2 separate regions of the Homo sapiens genome follow, and region 2 is linked to region 1. The links are chromatin loops, found by intact Hi-C in ENCODE. Cell type or tissue: GM12878. All regions are shown on one strand.

Region 1 (5,000 bases):
GACAAATGGGACTATATTAAACTAAAAATCTTCTGCACAGGAAACAATCAACAGAGTAAAGAGACAACCTGTTAAACAGGAGAAATATCTGCAAAATATTCATCTGACAAGGGACTAATACCCAAAATGTACAGGAAACTCAAACAACTTGGTAAAAATAACAAATAATCCCATTAAAAAGTGGGCAAAGATATAGACATTTCTCAAATGAAGACATATAATGGACAATGGGTACATGAAAAAAATGCTCATTATCACTAATCATCAGGGAAATGAAAATCAAAAGCAAAATGAGATATCATCTTACCCCAGTAAGAATGGCTGTTATGGTTAAAAAAAAAAAAAAGATGCACTGGTGAGGATGTAGAGAAAAGGGAACACTTCTACAACGTTGGTGGGAATGTAAATTGGTACAGTCACTATGGAAAACAGTGTGCGGATTTCTCAAAAAAAAAATTCTAAAAGTAGAACTACCATGCAATCCAGCAATCTCACTACTGGGTATTTATTAAAAAAGAAAGAAAGAAAGAAAGAAATCAGTGTATCAAAGAGATATCTGCACCCTCATTTTTATTGCAGTACTATTCACAATAGCTAAGATATAGAATCAAGCTAAGTGTCCACCAGTGGATGAATGGATAAGGAAAACTTGGTATACAACCATAATGGAATACTATTCGGCCATAAAAAAGATGAAATCATGTCATTTGCAGCAACATGGATAGAATTGGAAGTTATTACATTAAGTGAAATAATCCAAGCATGGAAAGACAAACAGCACATGTTCTCACTCACATGTGAGAGCTAAAATTTGATCTTATGCAGTCAGAGAGTAGAATGATAGATACTGGAGGCTGGGATGTGTGTGGGGGTATAGGGGGTTGGTGATAAAGAGGGATTGGTTAATGGGTACGAACATACAGTTAGATAGAAGGATTAAAGTCTAATGTTCAGTAGCAGAATAGGGTGACTACAGTTAACAAGAATGTATTGTGCATTTCAAAATAGCTAGAAGAGAGGACTTGAAATGTTCCCAACACATAGAAATGATAAATAATGCGGGTAATGGACACCCCAAAAACCCTGACTTGATCATTACATAGTCTATGCGTGTAACAAAATATCACATGTACCCTATAAATATATACAATATTTGTACCAATTAAAAAACAGATACCTCTCCAAATACACAGTCCCTAGGAGAAAATAAAGAACCACATCTCCGGAGAAATCAATATGTGGTACAGAAAAAGACTTGTGTTTTCCAGAGGCTCATCCCTTTGATGAGGGAAGTCAGAGGAGCTTGATACCATAGATGTTGGCAGATGACTACATCAACTCCCTGAGGATCTGACCCCACCTCGAGAGTCTACAGTATTAGAAGGCTGTAGGGAGTTGAACACTGGAAATGATTCAAGTTCTTTATGTAAAGTTGAAGAATCAATTTGAAGCATGAATGGCTGGAAAATACCAATGACCTGTCACAGATGATAAGTGATAGTATTTGTCTGAATGAGCCAAGTGGTGGGAAAAAAAAAAGTTTACAGAGACAGCAGATGTTCACTCTGTCTCCACTACTGCCCCTCTGACAGCGTTGGTCAATAGGACACAAAGTCATGTGGAAATGAGACCTTTGGGCAGAGCCTGAAAGGGAGCTTGGTTATTACAGGCTTTGGGTTGTACTTCCAGGAAGACCAGAATCTAAATGGGTCTCTCCTGTCTCTCCCATGCCGCTGAGACCCACCAGCAAGGGCGCAATCAAAATCACCCTCCACAGAGGAATTCACAGCAGTGGCTATCCGAAGGATGCTTCCTCAGTCGCCTGGAGCAGTTTTCATTCCGCATATTAAAATAGTCTGAACCCAAAAGTCATATGAGGATAAACATATGCATGTAGTTTATTTATTTTTTCTTTTTAAAGAGGTACTGACCTTGAAACGGCTGATCAGATCATAACGTGTGAGTAGTTCATAGAAAATAAATTTCAGTGCATGATCCCCACTGGCCTCATTGAGGGAAAAGACGTCAAAGGACCACTTGTCCACATCCTGCAGGACAGGGTGGGGAGAAAGAACACATTAGCCCACAGACACTTACACACCTACCAGTCTCCTCACTTTCAAGTCCGCCTGCAGCCCTCACTGGAGATTTCACAGTGTGACACTCAAACAGACTTTCCACTCTCAAACTTTTTCCAATCTGGCTAGTCTACATAGTATCTACTGTTAAAAAAATTAAATAGTCTTATTACTAATACAAATAGCCATAATTTATTGAGTACCTACTGTATGACAGGCATTATGGTTGGTGATAAATATGTAAATTATCCTGAAAACAACTCTAAGTGATAGATATTAGTCGCATTTTATGGATAAGAAAACTGATAAATTACCTAATTTCCCTAACACCCAAGGTGCGTAAGTGCTAGAGATACAGGCAGGGCCAGAACACAAACATAGGTTGGATGCCTAAGATCAGTTGCTTTCCATTAAGCCCTGCAGCTGCTACTGTTTAATTCACTACAGCCTACGATGCTTCTCTTCTCTGAACTTCTCTGCAATCCCTTGACACTATCCAATGACTTCCTCTAAGTTTACAGTTAAGAATGTTAACTCATTTAGAAGTGTTCAGAAACATGCATGATGTAGAACACAAAACAATATGCCACATCAATCGAAACTGCTGAGCTGAAACCAAAAAGAAAGCATTCATTTCATATGACAGAAAAATGCTACCATTTCTGGAGTCACTAGTCTGGGATCTTGTCCTCAAATCTGTTAGTCACTTTACTGAAAAAAAGTAAAAGGAAAAACTAAACTGAACACACACCTTATATACCATCCCTGAAGTTCAAAGTCTTTGCCTGTAAATAGCTACTCCAAAATATATGTAAATACAGTCTGTTGAGCTTTGGCTTATCATAACCAACTTCTTGTGGATGTAGTAAACAAAGATTTATTTAAGCAATGGTTAAAGCAACAGTCATTTGGCTTTTCACAGCACCAAAATCTCACTTCCCGTGGTTAGGTGAAGCATATTCACTTGAGCTTGACAGCAAGGATTCACATGAGACCACACTGCCTACAGGCAAGGTGTCAGATGGTACACTGGCAGAGACCTTGGTTCTCATGAGTGACTCTCACCCCAGCCCTCACTGAATTCCAACATAATCCATCCATCCTAATTTTGTTCCTGACCAAACATTCCAACTGTCAAATTCATCCCAAGGCCATCAAGGGTCTCCCTCCTGGATGCTAATAAACTGTTTTCAGGGAAAATAGAATTGCATATAGGAAAATCAGACTTTTCCAGAGGGGTTTAAATTGAATTGTTCCAATTCACACTTAGTGGTAACCTCACTTAAGTCTTCAATAACTGCCCCTCCATTAAAATAACCAAAGAAATAGTGACAGGCACATTTCTGTGAGCACATTTTCTGTGCTAGGCACAGTGTGAGTGTTTACACGCATTTGCAAAACCTCGCAAGTCTAGAGATAGGTGTTACTTTCTCCAGTTTTATAGATGGCAACCTCAGAGAGATTAATTGAAATGTCTAGTGCCATAAGGTAGCAGAGCCAGGTAATAACCTCACCAATGACCCTTAATGATCTCACTGCCAACAGATGAAATTGTAAATGCCATGAATATGTGCTGTGACCCAGGCCTCATCCCTTTAATATCCCACTAGGGCGCAGGCTATAGACAGCAAGGACACTTAAGATTAACCTAAGACCTAAAGCTTTACCTTGGTTACTATCATTGGCACTGCCATGAGTCACATACATTGTCTTATCTTTAGTCCTAAGGAAAAAGTCACTGACAACTGAGTAGGCTGGAAAATGCTGTGTCACTTCTGACAATTTTTAATCCTAGTGTCCAGAAAGGAAAGGGCTCTCTATCACTAGAAATAAAGAGATTATCATGATAAAAAGCCAAGATTTATTCTGAATATCAGGACTTAGAGAACAAAGAGGATGAGCAAATAGAGACAGTGAGACGGATGTCCTCTTTGGTCCCTCATGTTAGGGAAGGCTTAGCTGTAATTCTCAGTCTAATGTTCTTCAGAACCAGTTGAGGGGCTTGGCCAAAATATGGACCCTCCAGTGGGGACTCCAGAGAATCCTGCTGTGGGGCCTGGAATCCGCATTTTTAACAAGTACCCAGTTTAACTGCCTTCAACCATTCTTCCTCATTCACCAAATTTTGCCCAAGGACACTTCCTGTAGAGAAATTGCAGGAACTTCCTGTTAGTCTAACACAAAGGAAGCGTGAACCTCCTCATCTCCTCCCACTTTAAGCCTGGAGTCTTTCCAAGGTGTCACTTCCTGAGTCACAAAACAGATGCCCTTCTAAAGAAGAGCACACAGCTACATTTCCATTAGGCTAATCTCAGAAGACAAGAGGTAGAACACCTCAAGTTAGAAGCTTACATCTATATATATATATATATATATATATATATATATATATATATAATGGAAAAAGTAAAATAACATAATGCAACATGTTTCAAATTTAGAGACTGATTCATTACTATCTTACTTAAATATCATTTTATGTCATGTTCTTACGTTAACCACAAAGGTTAACATGACAGTAGCATAAGGGTTATTTTAGGGAATTGTATTCTCTCAGTCTTTAGGGAAAATTTCTGTAATAAAAGAAAGCAGTAATGATTCCATATGAACTTCTGGCAATGAAGTGGAAATAATCTTTTTTCTAACATGTAGTACATAAAGAAAGAAACAAAAGAGTCTATATCTGTGATCGCTCCAACTCATTGCAAACAAAATCAGCCTCTGGAGAAGTGGAAAAAACATTACATTGTAAAAAGCTTTGAACTTCCCCAGTAAACAGGGGACATAGCCAAGAGAAATAGCAGCTTCAGCTTTAATGCACATATCAACAATATATGTGAGGAGAAGTAGCAATTTATTTAGAGAGCTAGTAGGTCTTCCTTATCTGAATAATCTAAGTACCTGTCCCCTCAGACAACATGT
Region 2 (5,000 bases), 59 kb before region 1:
CCTGAGCAAAATCCATTAAGTAATTTCCCATGGGTTGTATCTGGAGTAATGGCTGACGTGAGCTGTTACTCAATAAACAAGGGGAAGTGAAAGAGACTTTCTGTGCAGTTATAAATCATTTTAATTAGGCTGCTGTAATATAGTCCCGAACCACCATTAGGCTTTCTTATTATTGCTCTAAACTGCTTTCTTTTCCCACCTCTCATTTACTGCTTACTTTTTAAGGGAAATGGTAGACTGTTGCTTATTTCAGGAAATAAGCACAGTTGTGAAATCAAGCCAGCCTTGTTGAAGACTCAGGTTCCTGTTTTGTTTCTTTCAGGCTTTCCCCTTAACCAACTTCAAAATGAATTATTATTTCCACATCTGCCCTCTCTGGGTCTTTGTTTCCCTATGGTAGAATTCATATCCTTCTTTGTGACTAGCTTATTTGCATTTATTGGTTTCTCCCACTGACTAGACCTGGGGTTGGCAAACTATGGCCCATGGGTCAAACCTGGCCCTACTGCCTGGTTTTTCATGACCCACAAACTAAGAATGGCTTTTACATTTTTAAATGGTTAAAAGAAGACAAATATTTTATGACATATGATATTATGTAGAATTCAAATTTTAATTTCTATAAATAAAGTTTTATTGGAAAACAGGATAACTCATTTGTTTGTATATTATCTGTGGCTGCTTTAAAATGGCAATGTTGAGTAGTTGCAATAGAGACCTTATGTTCTGCAAAGCCTAAAATATTTACTATCTTGTCCCTTATAGAAAAAGCATGCCAATCCCTGGAATAAGTATATTGTAAGCCTCTTATAAACAGCAGTTAAGTTTCCATATTTCTCTGATGGCCCCTCTCCCTGAAGGCACCAAACCACAGGGACAAGCTGTTTACCTAACAGAGCATTGAGACTCACACAGATCAGAGTTTAACCTGAGATCTCTACTTAATGGTTGCTTGACTTTACACAAGTGATTTCACTTCTCTGAGACTCAGTATTCCCACCCACAACATGGGAATGAGTTTTTCTACCTCATAGAATTGTTAGAACTTTTACATGATTTAATGTAGATAGAATCTCAAGTACAATGTCTGATACATGTTAAGCATTCAATAAAATGGTGGTATTATTGTTATTGCTTTTACTAAGGGCAAGACATTTCTAACCCACTCTGTTAAAAGAAAAAGCAGAGGGAAGAAACACACCTTGCCTTTCTCACCACCCCTTACATGTTCCTCTTTTGAGAGGAGTGATTATTTATCTGGGAGGTAGGGTTGAGCATGCACAGCCCGGCCCAGCCACCCACATCCCAGACTGCTTTGAGATATGTTTTCTGTAAGACACACACCTTTTCTGTCACTCTAGAAGCAGCCTGCCAGGGTGCTGGGGTGGGGGAAAAGTCCTGTGCCTGGCTATACAGTGTCTGGTTGTGTAAATTCATTTCAGAGCAAAATGTAAAGAAGCCCATGTATTCAGCAGACCAACTCTGTGTTTCCCAAGTTCCAGTTTTAGTGGAGCTGATGTCTTGATCATTGACTTTCTGATTTTGTTACCTATCTCTCAGTTGGTTCAGTCCTCAGAAGGGGTAGCAAGGAGGGGCCTGTACTGCCCTCTAAAACAGTAACAGGTACATAATAAATTTTTGTTTTAAAAAATTTTTGTATGAACATATGTTTTTATTTTTTTTAATTTTTATTTCCATAGGTTTTTGGGGAAAAGATGGTGTTTGGTTATATAAGTAAGTTATTTAGTGGTGATTTGTGAGATTTTGGTATAGCCATCACCTGAGCGGTATACGCTGAACCCAATTTGTAGTCTTTTATCCCTCACACCCCTCCCACCCTTTCCCCTGAGTCCCCAAAGTCCACTGTATCATTCTTATATTTTTGCATCCTCATAGCTTAGTTCCCACTTATGTGTGAGAATATACAATGTTTGGTTTTCCATTCCTGAGTTAATTCACTTAGAATAATGGTCTCCAATTCCATCCAGGTTGCTGCAAATGCCATTATTTCATTCCTTTTTATGGCTGAATAGTATTCCATCGTGTGTGTGTGTGTGTGTGTATACATATATATGTACACACACGCACGCGTGCATATATATGTACACACACACACACACACACATATATCACAATTTCTTTATCCATTCATGGATTGATGGGCATTTGGGCTGGTTGCATATTTTTGCAATAGTGAATTGTGCTGCTATAAACATGTATGTGCAAGTATCTTTTTCATATGACTTCTTTTCCTCTGGGTAGATACCCAGGAGTGGGATTGCTGGATCAAATGGTAGTTTGGGTACATGAAAAATTCTTATTAAATTCTTTATAACTTTTTTTTCCAGACTATAATGCACTTGAATACAAAGCAAATGAATTAAGAGCAATCTCCAGAAGGGGGCAGGACGAGTCGGGACAATGGCCTTCTGTGCCTCCTAGGGTGGTCACCAGGATTAACTGAAGTAATTTTTGCAAGGTTCCTGGAATATGATATAAGCTATCATTATTATTACATGTGTTAAAATATTGTTCTCTGATTACATGTTATAAATGGTTAATTATAAAAATAATTGGAGAACATCGTGCTAAGCACTTTCTACATGTAGAAATCATTGACCACGGCCCTGTGGCATAATAGCTAGAACACGGTTCTGAGTAGATTACCTGGTCGCACCAGGCAGGCAAGAGAATGAATATGTACAAAGAGAACTTAAAACAGCATCTAGTGTGCAGTCAATACATGCTATTTGTTGTTATTCTCTTCACTGTTTTTACTATCATGAGTATTACTGAAGGTTCCATGAGGCCTGTGCTGTGAATAGGTATTACTATATACATTGTGTAGAAACAGTAGAAGGTTAAGTAGCCTGGCCAAGGACACTGAAAAGGGAGAAGCACAGCTTGACTTGAATCTAGGTCTGTTGACTGCTAAATTACCTTGCTATTCAGCCACAACCTGTCAATTGCAAGCTCTGGAGACTCAGAACTTCCTGCCTGCCCCTAAACAAGGAAACCAAATCAAAGCCCTGTGTACTTGCTCATCTTGTTCTCTCCACTCAGAAGTATCTTTAGCCCATCTGACCAGCCAGCTTCAGCATTCAAAACCCCCTCTTGAAGCCTACTCTGACATTTACCCCATTTTATAATCCCCAGTCCCCAAAAAGCTAATGTGTTTTTCTCTGCACATGTTCCTCGGGCATTTTATCTGCCATGTCACTACTTTCACTTGCACATTTCACTAGAAATATTTGGAGGATGTCTCTATCACCTTTGATATTTTGGGCTTCTTGTGGCCTTTCCATTTCTAAATCCCTAGTGCTAAGCATGGTGCTTGGCACGTAGTTGTTAATCGATATTTGTTGCATTAAATATAAGAAATCAATAACTATATGCACACTATGGTGACCAGCTTACCCCAGTTTGCCTGGAGCTCTTCTGTTTTTAAAACAGAAAGCTCTGTGTCTCCCAGTCCCAGGTAAACTGAAACAGCTGGTCCCCCTAAAGTACACACTTGTACACACACAGATATACAGATATCTATTACAGGAAAAGGCTCAGGCAAACCTGAGGTCTGGCCCTCATAGAGCGATGGTATATATGGGAAAATGACTTTCCATTTACCCACTTTACACTCAGGAATGTGCTGGGGTTGATCATGGTAATTTTCCCCCAGCTGGCAGGCAGGCAGGCACTGGCTAGAGTCTCCAGGGCAGCTGGAAATGGCCAGAAAGGTATCAATCTCCCTGAAGAGGATGGCACAGGTGAGCTGGTAGCTGCTTCTGCTGGAATCCTGCAGCCCAATGAGGTGGGATCAGAAGGAACTGGATGAGCAGGGAAGCCTTGCCCTGTGAGCTGACCCCATCAGTAGGGTTGTTCACCAGTTTCCATTCATTATGTCATTAATGCCGCGAAAAGAGCCCTTCACCAGTGTAAGTCTACTCACCATTCTGTTGCTGTTCTCCTGATGACTTCTCGGCTTTGGAGTTTTTCCCACGAGGGTTGTCACTTTTGTTTGCCCGTGTTCCATTGACTTGATTCTTAGTTTCTCCAGACGTCTTTTTCTCAGCTTTGCCAGATGCGCCTTCTTCAGCCTGGCTTTTGGCTTCCATTTCCTTTTGCTGCTCCTCTGCGGCCAGGCGAGCCTTTTCCTCTGCTTCCTTCTTGGCCTTCTCCTCTGCATCCATGGCAAGTTGGGAAAGCCACAGAAAAGAGAAAAAGAGGTCATGCCGTTAGGAGAATGGCCTGTTTTAGTACACAAAGAGTATCTAAGGTGTTTACTGAGTGTTTGGGTACATTTTTGCTTAATTCATCAGATTGGCATGTATACTTAGGAAACGAATAAAATAGGTTCATAATGATGTCATTCTGAAAACAGTTAGAGGAGAGGTCAGGGAGAAAATAATAAGGATAATAATTAATAAACCAATATTATAATTGTATTATTAATATCACCGTTATTAATAGCTTCTATTGAACGTGTTCGCTCTGCCAAGTATTATGCTGAGTGTTTTTTGGGGATTATTTATTTTCATCCTCAAAACAACCTTACAGCAGCTACTATTACTGTGACTCAATTTGACAAATGTGGAAATCAAGGCTGAGAGACATCATAAAACTTTCCCATAGCCACAGTAAAAACTGCAGCTTCATGTGGGCTTGCTTAAGACCTAGAGTTTAAACACAAACAATTGATTACAAAACAAAAAGGGAAAATATCCAACACTAGAGCAATTGAAGACAAACACACTGAGGACACTGTTTGTTAATTTAAAACAAGGAAGGGGATAATTGAGCCTTATGAAAAAAACATGGTCTTCAAACTGTCCACAAGATGAGAGGTAGCCTTTAGTTTGGCCAGGTACCTGGTCTGTGTCTTTCCTTTTAATGAAAAGATGCTAGCATTATTTCTAATCCAGTTGATTATAAAAGGGCTTGGCTCTGTGCTTAGTCAAAACCACCGCAGAAATGCGTAGGTTAAGTATTTATGAAAAGATTGG

What was found. Peaks named below come from ENCODE experiments on the same cell type or tissue, not always from the same donor. Only the 100,000 strongest peaks of a DNase experiment are listed, where the experiment ranks them.
Region 2: a loop joins it to region 1, with 2.1 times the contacts of the local background. A loop is called at or near these places in 3 of 110 quality-filtered maps.

Annotation. Positions count from the first base shown.
Region 1 is chr7:31,871,361-31,876,360 of GRCh38, forward strand. It overlaps PDE1C (phosphodiesterase 1C), which reads right to left. Exons shown (of 18, transcript NM_001191057.4): 6 at 1,932-2,048. Among named protein-coding and RNA genes, the nearest start is that of PPP1R17, 190 kb to the left of the region's middle. In GM12878, no CTCF peak of the experiment used is centred here; DNase peaks (open chromatin) are centred at 2,681 and 3,021.
Region 2 is chr7:31,811,978-31,816,977 of GRCh38, forward strand. It overlaps PDE1C (phosphodiesterase 1C), which reads right to left. Exons shown (of 18, transcript NM_001191057.4): 15 at 3,947-4,177. Among named protein-coding and RNA genes, the nearest start is that of PPP1R17, 130 kb to the left of the region's middle. In GM12878, a CTCF peak has its summit at 2,403 (motif pointing right); a DNase peak (open chromatin) is centred at 194.